Regions from separate parts of the Homo sapiens genome. Here region 2 is linked to region 1. Evidence: chromatin loops called from intact Hi-C (ENCODE). Cell type or tissue: IMR-90. All regions are shown on one strand.

The links. A loop is a pair of places that touch in the nucleus more often than their neighbours do. Peaks named below come from ENCODE experiments on the same cell type or tissue, not always from the same donor. Only the 100,000 strongest peaks of a DNase experiment are listed, where the experiment ranks them.
Region 2: a loop joins it to region 1, with 4 times the contacts of the local background. A loop is called at or near these places in 20 of 110 quality-filtered maps.

The regions. Positions count from the first base shown.
Region 1 is chr12:105,378,924-105,386,923 of GRCh38, forward strand. All of the region lies in intron 1 of LOC105369957 (a long non-coding RNA gene), which reads left to right. Among named protein-coding and RNA genes, the nearest start is that of C12orf75, 52 kb to the left of the region's middle. In IMR-90, CTCF peaks have their summits at 112 (motif pointing left) and 4,612 (motif pointing left); DNase peaks (open chromatin) are centred at 4,018 and 4,598; H3K27ac peaks cover 425 bases.
Region 2 is chr12:105,162,656-105,170,655 of GRCh38, forward strand. WASHC4 (WASH complex subunit 4) reads left to right here. Exons shown (of 33, transcript NM_015275.3): 30 at 94-190; 31 at 1,456-1,652; 32 at 1,986-2,085; 33 at 4,209-6,475. The coding sequence ends at 4,276. Among named protein-coding and RNA genes, the nearest start is that of WASHC4, 59 kb to the left of the region's middle. In IMR-90, no CTCF peak of the experiment used is centred here; no DNase peak of the experiment used is centred here; H3K27ac peaks cover 289 bases.

The sequences.
Region 1 (8,000 bases):
AAATGGCCATGAGTCATAGGAGGGAATTGAGTGTCATTAAAGTCAAATGATTGGGAATAAAAAATGAGAGACAGTTTTCACCCATCAATTGAAACTGCCCACTGCCCTCCTGTGGCTGTCAGCTGGACCGCGGGGGCTGCTGGTCCATGAGGACTTCTGTTCTTGGTCACTGTGACCGACATGATTCCTTGATGATTTCCACACCCACATGCAGGAACCATGCGGTGCCCTGGCCTCCCAGCTCTTTGACCTTTCCCTTCTCCAGTGAACTTGTTCTCCACCAAGCCCCTGACATCTGCTCCCATCCTGACACCCAGCGTTATTATCCATAACTACAGCTTCTCTCAAGGGCAGTTTCTAAGATCCCACACTCCGGCCGCTATCTCCTCTCTTTCCATCTCTGACTCCAGCCATCTTTTGGCCTTGGGGGCCACTCATTGCTGTTTTCACTGCTAGCCTTTCCTGTCCCTCCTTCCTCAGCTTAAACACCAAGGTCGCTCAGTGTCATCCCTCCTTTGCCTCCCTCTCTTTTGTAATCACTTGCCTGACTACAACCCTGGTTGAAGCCATGTCACTGCATGCATGTGCCCTGGTGATATGGCTGCATAGACAACCACACAGACAGGGACTTCCAGTGGGTCCATAATGCTGCCGGGGCACCACCCTCTATTTCCTGAGCCCATTCATTCTTTCTTTCCTTAGATGACTATTTCCTATCTTCTAGCTTTTCCTCAAACCTCCAACACATCCTCTCATCCTCACTCTCAGCTGTCACCCTTGCTTCCTATCTCACTAACAATGTAGAAACAATGTAGAAACAATCGGCCGGGCGCGGTGGCTCACGCCTGTAATCCCAGCACTTTGGGAGGCCGAGGCGGGCGGATCACGAGGTCAGGAGATCGAGACCATCCTGGCTAACACGGTGAAACCCTGTCTCTACTAAAAATACAAAAAATTAGCCGGGCGAGGTGGCGGGCCCCTGTAGTCCCAGCTACTCCGGAGGCTGAGGCAGGAGAATGGCGTGAACCCCAGGGGGCGGAGCCTGCAGTGAGCCGAGATTGCGCCACTGCACTCCAGCCTGGGCGACAGCGAGACTCCGTCTCAAAAAAAAAAAAAAAAAAAAAAAAAAAAAAAAAAAGAAACAATCGAGCTTCCCCCACGATGGGTACCATTGCTCCCCCTTTCCCGCATTGCATCCCATCCTCTTGCACCCAACCAAGCACTTTGCCCCAACAATTCTCCAACCAGTTCTTCCCGCCTACAGGATTATTTCCATCATCATACAAACATTATTTTATTTCTCCCGTCCTAAAAAAAGAACCGTCTCTCGATCAAATGCCCCTTTCTCTCCTTCCTTTGCCATCAGAGCTCCTAATAAGATTAGTCTATAATCACTGTCTCCACTTTCTCTCTTGAACCTACTCCAGTCAGGTCTTTGCTCCTCTCATTCCACTAAGACTGGTTCTCATGGGCACCAGTGGCCTCCTTATTGCTAATCTAATGGTCAATTCTTAGTCTTCATCTTAATCCTGATCCCTCCAGCCTCCCTGAGACTTCTCCACTTGGCTTCTGGGTCACCGCATTCTCTTGATTGTTTTCTTGCCTCTCTGTCTGCTCGTCCTCAGTATCCTTTGCTGATTCCTTCTGGCATCCAAACCTCTGAACACAGGCGTGCCCACAGCCTTCATCTTTGGACAGATCCTCTTTTCTGTCCATTCTATGTGCTGTTAATTCCTGTGTGCCCTCAGCCTTGACCTCTCCCTAAGCTTCAGTCCTCTATCCAACTGTCTACTTGGTGTCTCTACTAGGATGTCTTAAACCGTATCTCATATTAATAAGCTCATATCTGAGGTCTTGATCTCCACCCTCTACCCCTGTTCTGTTTTGTTCCTTTGCCAACTTCTCCAACTTAGTAAATGGCAACTTCATTCTCCAAGCTGCTCAGGTCAAAAAGCTGGGACTCACCCTGACTCTTTCTTAGCTCTCCCCCATCCCCGAATCAGCAAATCCTGTAGGTGCACGTGCCACCTTCACGTCTCTAGATTTCAATCTCTTCTCACCATCCCCATCACGTCTATTCCATTGCCACCATCATCTCCATCCTAGATTACGGCACTAGCCTCCTTCGTTCCTTAGCCCACCTCAGCCTGTTCTGAACACAGCAGCGAGAGGGATCTTGTTAAATTCCAAGTCAAACCCTCCAGTGCTCCCCTTCTCTTCCAGGGAAAGTTGAATTCCACACGGTCCTCCATAACACATCTATCTCCTCCTCCCCTTCTGATTTCGGTTACTCCTCTGACATCACTTACACACATTACTCTTCTCCTCTCTGCCTTTCTTCGGCCACACTGATTTTGCTTTACCTCGAACTTGCCAACCAGGCTCTCATCTCACACCTTCTCACTTGCCGATCCCTCATGTCTGCAATCTTGTCCTCCAGATATTTGCACGCCATCTCCCTATTTAGCACTTTACTCATATCTCCCCAGTAAGCCCTTCTCTGCCCACCCCATCTAAAATTCACGCCCCTTTCACCCAACACTTCCAGTTGTTATTGCTAGATTTATTTTTCTCATTAGCATTTACAATGAACATGCTGCATACTTTACTGATTTCCCTTGTTTACTGACAGCCTCCTGCACAAGAATGGAAACTCCAGGAAGCAGGAATTCCTTATCTCACTTGCTCATTGCTGTATCTCAGCACCCAGCCCAGAGCCTACCACCTAGTAAATGCCTAATAAGTATTTTTTTGAGTGACAAGATACTAAATATGATAATTCGCAGCCTTGGCATGAATGTGGCCAAATGGTCACTCTCATCTTTGCTTGGAAGTTTCAATTACTAAAACCTTTCTAGAGAGCAGTTTGGCAATTTGAATCAAGAACATTTAAGGCCAGGTGCGTTGGCTCATTCATGTAATCCCAGCACTTTGAGAGGCCGAGGCGGGCAGATCACTTGAGCTCAGGAATTTGAGACCAGCCTGGGCAACATGGGAAAACCTGGTCTCTACAAAAAATACAAAAAGTAGCCTGGTGTGGTGGCTCTTATCTGTAGTTCCAGCTACTCAGGAGGCTAAGGTGGGAGGATTGCTTGAGCCTGGGAGGTCGAGGCTGCAGTGAGCCATGCTCGCGTCACTGCACTCCAGCCTGGGCGACCCTGTCTCAAAAAAAGTGTGTGTGTGTGTGTGTGTGTGTGTGTGTGTGTGTATAATGAGATGTAGAGACTTACAAAAGGAATGTTCATCAAAGTTGCTTATAGTAAAGGGGAGTTGGAAACCATATAGTGTCCAACAATAAAGGGCTGCTTAAAAATTATGAATCAGCTATACAAAGGAATATTGTAGAGTCATCAAAATTATACTTTTATGCGTAATTTAATGGGAAAATGTGCATTGTCTATTTCACAAAACAAAGATATTAAATTTTGTATAGAATTATCCCAGATATATATGAATGTGTGTATATATGTATACATGTGTACATATATATGTATACACATGTACATATATATACACATGTACATATATATGTATACACATGTACATATATACACACATGTACATATATGTATATATACACACGTACATATATGTATATTTGTATACACATGTACATATATACACACAAATATAGTATATCTATAAGAGAGACAGGAAATACTGGCTTTCTGTTTGTGATGAAATGCAAATTCCTTATGTATTTTTCCAAAATGTTTAAAATGAGGCTTTTGTAATCAGAAGTATATAAGCCCCCTTCCCCCAAAGAAAATGATTATTCTACTGCCCGTCTTGACTGTATTCTTACTTGGGGGCAGGGTGGGTGGCGTGAACAGGGAGAGCTAATCTCTCCTTCTTTCTGACTCATTCCACAGTCAATCCTTTTTCTTATTATTTTCCAAAGGCATGAGGACCTTCCATGTTCCGAAACCATTGTCCAGAGTATTTCTTCTGGACTATTTTCCACTTCCTTCCATCTGACCGGCCAGCTGTTCTGCATTTGTAAAAGCTGGTTTCTGATGTCATCTCTAGGCAGGACCGCTCCCTCCCTCTCCTGCACTCCTATACTTCGTGGCATATCCGCCCCAAGATAACACTTGTCACTCTGTTTTCCAAATTCAGTTTCATTCATTTGCTTCACATGTGCACTGAGCCCACTGACTTCTTTCCCTGTCTGTTGCCAGCACTGGAGACCAAGCCTGCACGCTTTGGCCCAGACCATCTCATTCACCTTTTAACACAGAATCAGGGTGAGTGGAGAGTGGGGGAGTGGTGTGGTGGGTCTTTGCCTCTCGCTGTTCAGTGAACTTCATGCCTGTCCTCCTGATCCCCAGCGCTAACACAGGGTCAGGCTCGCGGGAGTGAACAACCACCATTTATCTCCGGCTTGTTGGGGGAAGCCCTTTCATTTACTTGACAGTTTACCTGTCAATTTTACGTGCGTGGTCATTTTTAATCCTCTGCACTTTCAGGTAATAGGAAAATAATTTGAATCAAGTTCTTCCTTCACCATTGGCGTAAAATCGGTGATTAAACTTTTAATATTTAACGTCTTAAAAAAAATTCCCCGGGCTAGCGTCATGCCTAAGTAATGCATGCATCTACTTCCCCCTGGTGGACTCATCTTCTAATAGCAGCTTTGTTTTCCCCCCTTTATTATTGGCAGGAGTAATCCATCTCTCACTTTCCTTAACACAGATATTCATGGATTGCAGGATTCAGCAGTGTCTTCATAATAGCAGGAAGTTTATGTTCTGGCTTTGCCACTTACTAGCTGTGTAACTTGGGCAATTTACTTAACTTCTCTGCGTCTCGGTTTCTTAACCTGTAAAATGGAGACAGTATCAATAATAAAATATTAAAAACGAATACATATCAAGTGCTTACTACATGGCATGTATGAACTCATTAAATTTCTACAAAAATCCTATTACATAAGATTTAAAATGTCCTGGCCGGGCACGGTGGCTCACGCCTGTAATCCCAGCACTTTGGGAGGCCGAGGCAGGCGGATCACGAGGTCAGGAGATCGAGACCATCCTGGCTAACATGGTGAAACCCCATCTCTACTAAAAAATACAAAAAATTAGCCGGACGTGGTGGCGGACGCCTGTAGTCCCAGCTAATCGGGAGGCTGAGGCAGGAGAATGGCATGAACCCGGGAGGCAGAGCTTGCAGTGAGCCGAGATCGCGCCACTGCACTCCAGCCTGGGCGACAAAGCAAGACTCTGTCTCAAAAAAAAAAAAAAAAAAATTTAAAATGTCCTATAAAATGGGAACAAATAGCCTGAGCAACATGGTGAAACCCCATCTCCAAAAAATACAAAAACATTAGCCAGGCATGGTGGCGCACGCCTGTAGTCCCAGCTACTTGGGAGGCTGAGATGGGAGTCCAGGGAGGTCAAGGCTGCAGCGAGCTGTGATCGTGCCACTGCACTCCAGCCTGCTGGACAGAGTGAGACCCTGTCTCAGGAAATAAATAAATAAATAAATAAATAAATAAATAAATAAATAAATTAAAATAAAATGGAAACAAATATTCTTTCCATTTTACAAATAAGAGAATCAAGAACTAGAGAAAAATAGTTCCTACTTCTTAGAGAAGTGTGAGAATCACATGAATTAATGCAGGGAGGATGGTTAGAGAGGGCCTGGCACATAGCGAGTGTCCCCTAACCTCATCGTCATTGTTAGTGTTACAGGATTGGTTCTGTGATGAAGACATTGCCATGGGCCATGTGGATCCTTGTTTACACTTGAGCTACTCTCATTTTCAACAGGCATCAATCACTTGCATGACAAAATATACACTATATCAAACAATGAGCTATGCTTATGTATTCATAGTTTTCTAGACACTTCTTAAGTCAGGGCATAAGTCTTCATTTCTCCAGAGGCTAATGGAAGGTCAGCCCATAGCCCATTTCACTCTTGAGTGTACTGGGGAGATCCTGGGAGAGGGGAAGGAAGAGTAAATGGGCAGATTGAGTATTTATATTAGGATGCAGCTGTCTAGAGGTAACCAGGGTCCCCATATATCTTCCCCACATTTTCCCAGGTCTGAGCATGAGCAGTGGGGATGAGGAACTGGGCTGGCACCCACAGCTATCCATGTAGCTTATTAAGCTGCTCATTTCCTCATGCATCTACGCCCTGAGCCCCTAAGTGTCTTGCACTGTTTGAAGTGCTGGCCTCTTGCTCAGCACTTCCATACAAAGTCCATCATGCTGCTGGATGCCAACAGAAATGAAAGAATCAGGGACACAGATGAAGACGAGAGCATGACCAATGTGTGGATTTTCTTGTAGACAAATTCTTTACATTTGCTATGGTCTGAATGCTTGTGTGCTCCCCGCCACCCCAATTCATGTGTTGAAATCCTAACCACGAACTCGATGGTATTCAGAGGTGGGGCCTTTGGGAAGTGATTAGGTCATAGGGATTCAGGCCCTTAGGAAAGAGGCCTGAAGGAGCTTGGTCATCCCTTCTACCAAGTGAGGACACAGCAAGAAGTTGTCCTCTGTGAACCCGGAAAGGGGCCCTCACCAGACATTGAATCTGCCAGTTCCTTGATCTTGAACTTCTCAGGCTCCAGGACTGTGAGAAATATGTTTTTTTGTTATTTGTAAGCCACCCAGTCTATGATACTGTGTTATAGCAGCCTGCAAGGACTAGGACAACATTGCATTTAAAAAAATAAAGTATACGTATTGTGTTAAGAAATGCAATAGGCTGGGTGTGGTGGCTCACGCCTGTAATCTCAACACTCTGGGAAGCTGAGGCAGGTGGGTCGCCTAGGAATTTGAGACCAGCCTTGGCAACATGGCGAAAAATTAGCCGGGTCTGGTGGTGTGCACCTGTAGTCCTAGCTACCAGGGAGGCTGAAGCGAGAGGATCTTCTGAGTCTGGGAGGTTGAGGCTGCAGTGAGCCAAGATTGGACCATTGCACTGCAGCCTGGGGGACAGAGTGAGACCCTCTCTCAAACAAACAAACAAACTCCAAAAAAGCAAAAAAAACAAAAACAAAAACAAAAAAACCCCCAAACCAATAAAAAGAAATGCAATAGTGTGAATATTTTTGAACTCTCACAACTTGATTAAAAGGCTAATCATGCAAAATAAAATATTGAACTTCTAACAAATTAAATTTAAATAATCAAGTCCAATATGAATGGAAATTATTGGGGGTGGGAGGGAGTACATTTTGGGGATTGATTATTATTATTTTTTTAACAAATAGAGCACTAGAAGCCAGTGCATAGAAAGCCGATGAAATATGAAATAACCTTCTAGGGAATGGCTAGGTCACTGGGTGCTCCATGGAAAGTCGAGCTTGGTGCGGACTCTAATTTGAAGATGAGTAGTGCAGTGACAGCACAGGCTGCTTCATGGAAAACAGGCAGCTGCCCCCACGTGTCCTTCACCTAAAAGCACCAGTTCTCTCTAACATTGATGCTGTGGAGGTGCACACAGGGCACAGTGGAGGTTGTCATGTAATTCATTGCCATTTACCTTTCTGCTGAGCATAGAATGGAATCTCATCCATGCTCATTTAACTTACTGATGGCATTAGAAGCCCCAGATTTATTTGTTTCCTTCTTTCCTTCCTTCCTTCCTTCCTTCTCTTTTTCTTTTTGCTTCTTTCTTTTTTGTTTCTTTCTTTTTCTTTTTCTTCTTTCTTTCTTTCTCTCTCTCTCTCTCCCTCCCCTTTCCTTCCTTCCTTCCTTCTTTCCTTCCTTCCTTCCTTTCTCTTCTCTTCTCTTTTTCTCTTTTCTTTTCTTTCCTTCTTTCTTTTTCTTTCTTTCTGTCTTTCCGACGCGGACTCACTTTGTCACCCAGGCTGGAATGCAGTGGCATGATCATAGCCCACTGCAGTCTCCAACTCCTGGGTTCAAGTAATCCTCCTGTCTCAGGCTCCCAAGTAGCTGGGACTACAGGCACATGCCACCACACCTGGCTATTTTTATTCTTTTGTAGAGACAAGTTCTCACTATGTTGCCCAG
Region 2 (8,000 bases), 220 kb before region 1:
ATTCTATTTATAATTTTTAAAATGTCTGTTATAGGAATTCTGAAGATTTTCTTAGCAAAATTGTTTTTCTAACATGTTGTTACATCTTTTTAGACCCTCAACTTTGTAGAGCATTCCATTAGTTGCAAGGAAAAATTAAATAAAAAAAATAAAATTGGAGCTGCCTTTACTGATGATGGCTTTGCCATGGGTAAGCTTAATGGAATTGTTTTTCCATTAATTTTATATTGACCTTGTAATGGATTCTTAGAAACATCTGCTTGAGAATAGGTCTATATGTTCTTTATAGATTTTTCTTTCTTTTTTCTTTTTTATTTTTTTGAGACAGAGTCTCGTCTCGCTCTGTTGCCCAGGCTGGAGTGCAGTGGCACGATCACTGCAAGCTCCGCCTCCTGGGTTCACACCATTCTCCTGCCTCAGCCTCCCGAGTAGCTGGGACTACAGGCACTCGCCACCACACCTGCCTAATTTTTTTTGCATTTTTAGTAGAGACGGGGTTTCACTGTGTTAGCCAGGATGGTCTCGATCTCCTGACCTCGTGATCTGCCCGCCGCAGCCTCCCAAAGTGCTGGGATTACAGGCATGAGCCACCATGCCCGGCCTATAGATTTGTTTTTCATGAGTGTTGTTTACCGTGTTTTTAGCTGGAATACATGATTGACGATACTTGTTTTCTGTAGTTTATAACTTATTGAATGCCTTCTTAGTATTGCTAATCACTTGTCCACTTTGGCCTAATATTTAGGCTTTGTTTTTGTTGGGGTTGTACAGTTTTAACGTCTTATATTTAGTTTCTCTGGTTTCCTTGTAGCTTCCTCAATTGCCATCTTTTTAGCAGTTGAAGTGTTTTTTTCCTTTCTTTTTGAGGCAGGGTCTTGCTCTGTCACCCAGGCTGGAGTGCAGTGGTGCAGTCATGGTTCACTGCAGCCTCGACCTCCTGGACCCAAGCGATCCTCCCACCTCAGCCTCCCGAGTAGCTGAGACTACAGGCATGCATCGCCACATCTGGCTAATTAAAAAAATTTTTGTTTTTTTTAGAGACAGGAGTCTCACTGTGTTGCCCAGGTTGGTCTTAAACTCCTGGGCTCAAGAGGTCCTCTAGCCTCAGCCTCCCAAAGTATTGGGATTATAGGTACAAGTCATGGAAAGTTTTATTCTTTATGCTTACAGCTATATCGTTTCTCCTGGTGATTTATATGGCCATGTTAGTTATTTATTTTCTTCTTAATTGACTTGTCTTTAGTTATACTTCTACATTGTTTTTAAAGGAGGAATTAAGCCATTTTGTTAAACCCATCATTCATTTATGCTGTAAAATGTAACTTGAAACGGGACAAACTTAAAATGCTAGGAATTATTACTCAGAATGCTTAGTGTTGGGAATTATTGGTGAAGGAGTAGAATACCACTTCTGTACTCACTGTAATTTAACCTTAGTTTTGCTTATGCCTGCAGGTGTGGCTTACATTCTAAAGCTTTTGGATCAGTATCGGGAGTTTGATTCACTTCACTGGTTCCAGTCTGTTAGAGAGAAATACCTGAAGGAGATAAGAGCAGTTGCTAAGCAACAGAATGTACAGTCAGCCAGTCAAGATGAAAAACTCTTACAAACCATGAATCTCACTCAGAAGCGACTGGATGTCTATCTACAGGTAGAGAGGAGCCTAAGAGTCACATCTGCTTTGACTTACCATTTGATATCCATGACTTCTTAATGTCTGAAAAGCAGAAGCCATATAGAAACTACCATTTTCACAAGTGAGATGAATAGTGGCAAAAAGATTATATTTTAAAATGAGTGCTATTTGGAAGCCATTTGACTCACATCTTAAAAATGGGCGGGTTACTTATTTCAGTTTCTGTATTTATGATTTCCACTAGAGCTTTTAAAAATAATAATAAGAGGCATAAAAATGCATATATTTTTGGTATTTTGCCATAATAAGTATTTTTGGTTTTTATTTCAAATTTTTAAATTTACTTAGGAATTTGAATTGCTGTATTTCTCACTGAGCAGTGCAAGAATTTTCTTCAGAGCAGACAAGACTGCGGCTGAAGAAAACCAAGAAAAGAAAGAGAAGGAAGGTCAGTGAGTGGTTTAAATTTGGAAAGACCAATAAATGTCTTTAGTAATAGACAGTAATGCACCATTTTATCTGGTCAGACATCTAGCTTCTTTGTCCTTTTGGAAAATAACACAGACCTAGCATTAAGTCTTTTAAAAAAAGTAAAGCCTGTATAGATCTTGTGTGAAATTGAAAAGGAATTTATGTAGTTTATGCATTTCACACTTGGTAACCCTTTAAAACCTTGTTCAGGATCATCTGCTTTTAATTTAAATACACTTTTCACAAGTTTGGTTTTTCTTTCATGGCTCAAACTATTAGATTTGAAGGAACAAATAGAGGAGGACAGCTAAATGTTGCTGAAGGCAGAGCTGCTGATGACTAGATGTTGACTGAATGAGATGGGACAGATGATTAAAGAACTGTAAAATCATAGGGGCTATTTAGTTGTAGTAAATAGCATCCTGCCTTCTTTCATAGTCAGGCCCTGGAGACTCAGGCAATATAGCCATAATAACTGATAGTGATTTCAATGAACTTCAGTCATTAAGGAAAGGATTCTGTCCATTGTATTCTATGTAGGATGGTGGAAAGGAATCTATACTTTTTAAGGCGTAAGAGCATTGTTCAGTGTTTCATATTTAATGTCCCCATGATATATTTCTCTCAGATTTGAAATTTAGGAATAATCATCTTCTCTGAGAAACAGATGTTTCCCTTTTTCTGTCATGGATATTATATAGCATACATTTCTCATTGCTTGGAAGATCAAAACTAGATACAGCGACTAGTTAACCCTTATAATTTTCATGTTTACTAGTCTCCTTTTTGTCTTACTCGTGCTTCATGAAGTTTTCATAAATCAAGATATAAAGCTCTTCATAAAACAAGATGTTTTTATTAATCTTATTTTATGTTAATTTTTAAAATACACCTTTTTTCTTTATATAGAGTAGAGGTGACTCATTGGGTAGACCACTTACGTGAACTACCTTATTTCTTGACATTGTTGCATAAATTAAATATTACTAATATTACTTATTAATTAGGTGCATATCCAGGCGTTTTTTGAATCTAGACTAAATAAACATGCTTGAAAAAATTGTTTCAGCTTATTAATCTGGAAGACACTCAATATTAAATGAAAATTTATACATACTACATTTGTGTTCATTTTCAAGGATAAATTAGCAAAGCCATTTGGAAGAATTTGAATCAATATAATCTAAATTATGAAGAAACTCAGTTATTGCCTCAGTTCTGCTCATGTGTTTCATGATGCCAGAACCTTTTCCCCAGCCCAGGTGACTGGGAAAACTCTGCGGGGCGATTGGACATTTGCTTTCAGGCTAAAGCATTAAAACAAAACAAACAACCCTTCAGTCTCATGGCAGTGGGATTCCTTGCTTTGGCCTATTCCTCTTAAGGAACTCTCCAGAGTTGCAGTTGTTATGTTATCACTCACATCACTGTTCTAAGACTATTTCAGCTAAAGATTGCTCAGAGATATAGTCAGTTTCTGAATACATTACTCAAATAGTCTTTGTCTGTTAATGAAATATGCACACATGACATTTTGCACAAAAAGCCAGGAATTCATTCTGTCAAAAACAGTGAAAAGCTGTTTCATTTAAAATTATTTTAAGAAATAATATATATTACGTATAATTTATTATAATAAGTTATAAATACAAATGGAAAGTTATTCATTCTGGACAGTTTTGATATGTGAGTTTGCAGCCATGTTCCTACCAGGAATGACAATGTACTGTAATGGTTCTTTCTTGGCCCAGCTGGAGGAACTGGCGTGAGGGGAGCGGGCCTTTCTTAGACCAGGAATATCAAGATTCCTCAGGACAAAGGAGCCCATGTGGTTTGAAGCCCCACCCCAATACAGGTTCTGAGCTCCCTCAACTCCACCTTCATTAAAAACCAGTGGAAACAATTGCAGTGTTTAGCCTAGATTTTTAAAAATTTTAAAGTGTAAACAAGGTATAATTTGTGATGTTAGAGAAACATTTGATGGATGCAACTGTAATTTGAAGTTTGGCAATACAGCTCTTCTCAAATTTCTTTTACTTCTTAATTTATTGTTTAAAAATGAACATAAATATCCATTATTATTTTCACTCATGCTTTCAGAAGAAACTAAAACAAGCAATGGAGACCTGTCTGACAGCACTGTGTCTGCTGATCCTGTTGTGAAATGATACGGATGGTATTCACTGCACATATGATGAAATCATCAGAATTGTTAAAACTTTTGCCAGTGGAATGGATAAACTATTGATGAATTGTTTCCTGGGTCACATCTCTGGAAAATAGATGTTACAGTTCTTAAAGGCAGTGCTTTAAAGTGAAGTTCATTCTGTTTCCAAAGGCTCTACTTTCAAAGGTTAAGAATGAGATTTTAAAATTGGATTTTTGCCTGGACTTGAGGGTACAAGATGTTTCTATTTGAAGTGAAGTTATAAAAGGGCAAATCCAGATTCATAAACTATCACCTCGGATTTCTTGTAATCTACATGTTTGTAATTTGTATTTGCATAGATCTTTGATCTATAGTTATTTCAAGTCATGGGAAATTCAATGCATATACTATATACAGCCAGTAAATACATGCTTAACAAAAGGAATGAGCCTGAAGTTCATAAAGAATACATATCAATATTCTTATAAAAGGAATATATGAAGATGGCTTTGATACTAGAGGTGAGGCACAAGTGTTTTATGTACTCTCAGTGTACAGTATAACTGATGATCCTTCTTTCATTGTTAATTTCATGTGACTCACAAGAGCTGCTGATGTCTTTGATGAGACATTTTATAACTAGTTTACATTGCTTTGAGAACATTTAACCTCCAACAGCTGCTTTAAATTTAAGATTTACTTAATACTCAGAAAATTCAGATAAAGCCATAGAGTCCTGTTTGAAGCTTCACTTCTATTTTGGTTGAAGGCATGATGTATGATGTCAGAAAAAAAATTGAATGAATTATTTCTACATCCAAACTCAGGTTTCTTCTACATTAGATTGAATTGAAATTTTGGTGATGGTTTGGGTAGACTTTTTTTTTATATCAAGTATAATTTAAAACATCAGATTAAATAATTACACTGTTCAGGCTTTTAAAAAAATACCACTGTGAGAATAAAGCGCTAGCAAGATACATCACTTACTGATTTTAAAAATACAGAAAGATTTTGAGTAAATTTTGTGCCCAGCAAGCTGTTAGTTTTATTTTTGTAAAGGTATGTAAGTTATTAAATGGTTAATCATGGCCTTTTAAAAATAAAATAAAGTGATACCTTTACAATGAAGACAAAAGTTTAAAACTTTCTAATACAAACACCATTTTGGGAAATGCTTGATTTTTTTCTATTGCATTTGTCTGCTAAACATTTCTTTGGATAAATCCTGCAAATACTTCTAACATTATTCTTTGATTCCAGCTTTTAGAATGGGTGTACAATGCCCTGTTTGTACTTACTGGTTAGGGTCAGGGTAACTTGCCAGCCCAAGATAAATACTTTAATTGTTAAAAGTCAGAAGAGACAGAATATGTAGGAAATGTTTTTTGTTTATTATGTAAACATGGCTTACAGAATTATGAACAGTGGATAGATTAAAGGCATTTAATATTTGTAATTCATAATAACTGTAGAAATGGCCCTAAAGCATGCTGCATAATTAATAATTTATATTTTCATTATTATAAGTGTTTATATTAATGATCTTGCATTTGATTATATCAAATTCGTCATTTCATAGCAACAGTATTGTTTTCTCTGTTTTTCTTCTCTAACTTCTCTGAAATCATCTCCTATTAAGGGATAGAAATTGTTACTAGAAGAGAATCACATGTTCTGTGTTCATTATCCCTACACATGTAAATTAATTATTTTATCAATACTAGATAGAGTTCACATGCTGACTCCCTGGATACCTACAGTTGAGAAGAAAATGACAGACAATTATTTTTCCTTTAGGTCAAAATAATGTCACTGCTATCTGGATAAATTATAAGTTCATATATTTGAAATAAGATCCTGGAAACGAATTTAAATGGTGTCAAACTGCAGAGCAACAGGGCTTCAGTATATTCACATCTAATAGGTTAATATGTACATTTGGATGATGATTTTTCTTGATAACATTAACATTAATTTTATTTTTTCAGACATACTGTAATTTAAAAATTAATGTGAGCGTTTGTTTTAAGTTCACAGAAAACTTAATAATTCAAATTCTCAGGAATTAAGGACTCACCATAACATTGTCAGTTCTAATGAAATTTTGTAAAAGATGGCAAGTTTGTTACCTCACTTGAGTGGGGTTTTCCTTTTCCCCCAATTCTAAGAGAATATAATGTGTATACTAAAACATTAATAAACATAATTTTGAAAATTTCCTTCCCCTGGATGTTTATGTTCAAAATTGAATGTCGTAAACCAGTAGTTCTTAATATTAACCTTTTTGGGGTCCCCCTTAATTGAATGAAATGAAATCTGTGGAATCATTTTTTTATAAAATGCATGCACATAGGTAAAAATTTGAAGTTTAAAATTGGCTCCTGTCAATGTATTCCAGGTGAAAGAAAGGTGTTTTCTTTCCTTTATACATCCTTGATCTTTCCAGAGCTTTTTTCCAATAAAAAGAACCAATATGAAGTTACTTTAAATCCTAATCCTGGAAAGGGATTATCAGTATGCATTGTTTAATGTTAGTAATAACTATAGTGCTATTTGCAAACCTGAGTTGAACTAAAACAATACAGTAGTCTCCCCTTATCCGTGTTTTACTTTCCAGTTTCAGTTACCTGTGGTCAGCTGTGGTCTGAAAATATTACATGGAAAATTCCAGAAACAATAAGTTTCAACTTGTGTGTTATTCTGGGTAGCATGATGAAATCTTGTGCTGTCATGCTGCATCCCGCCTGGGACGTAAGTCACCCCTTTGCCCAGCATCTTCATGCTGTATGTGCTACCTGCCCATGAATCACTTGGTAGCTAGGTTGTCAAATCAATAGTGTTTGTCTTCAAGTAAGCCTTATTTTACTTAATAATGGCCCCAAAGTGCAAGAGTAGTGACGCTGGCAATTCAGATATGCTATAAGAGAAGCCTTAAAATGCATCCTTTAAGTGAAAACATGAAAGTTCTCAATAAGGAAAGAAAAGAAATCATATGTGGGGTTGCTAAGATCTGTGGTAAGAATGAATCTTCTCTCCGCAGCATTGGTGACAGTATTTGTTACAGTTATGTTTCATCATTAGTTATTGTTAATCTCTTACTGTGCCTAACTTATAAACTTTATCATAGGCATGTATATATAGGAAAAAACCGTATATATACGGTTAGATACTATCTGCAGTTTCAGGCATGCACTGGGCGTTTTGGTGTATCCCTCTCAGATAAGCAGGGACTACAGTAATGACAACAGAGCCTTCAAAATATTACACTGGAGACGAGGTACAATCCTGTTAAATACTACACTGCAGAAATCATTCTTGGTAAAGTTAAGTCTGGTTGCTGTTCCTTTTTTCTTCTGAGGCAGTAAATTTGTAAAATTGTGGGAAAGATGAGAAAATATTGGATACTTCATGTTATTATTTTATGCTGAGTCTGCTAAATGTAAAAGGTAGGCTTTAATTGATTTTAATAATTGTAACAGGATTTTCTTTCCAGCTTCACATTGCAGATGTTTCAGAAGACGGTATTCGTTTTTTAAGGGAAGTTTTAATACCACATTTTTTTTTTAACAAAGGCTTTCAGATGTTAGGAATACTTTAATAGGCTGTCAAAGATGTGAAGTTTAAAAAGGGAATCCAGAATAAGTGGAAATCTGTAGAGACTAAGCAAAGGCAGTGAACTCAAGAGATGGTGATGGCAAAGTTAGAGTTCAGTTTATAACACAGGTCAGCATATATATAAT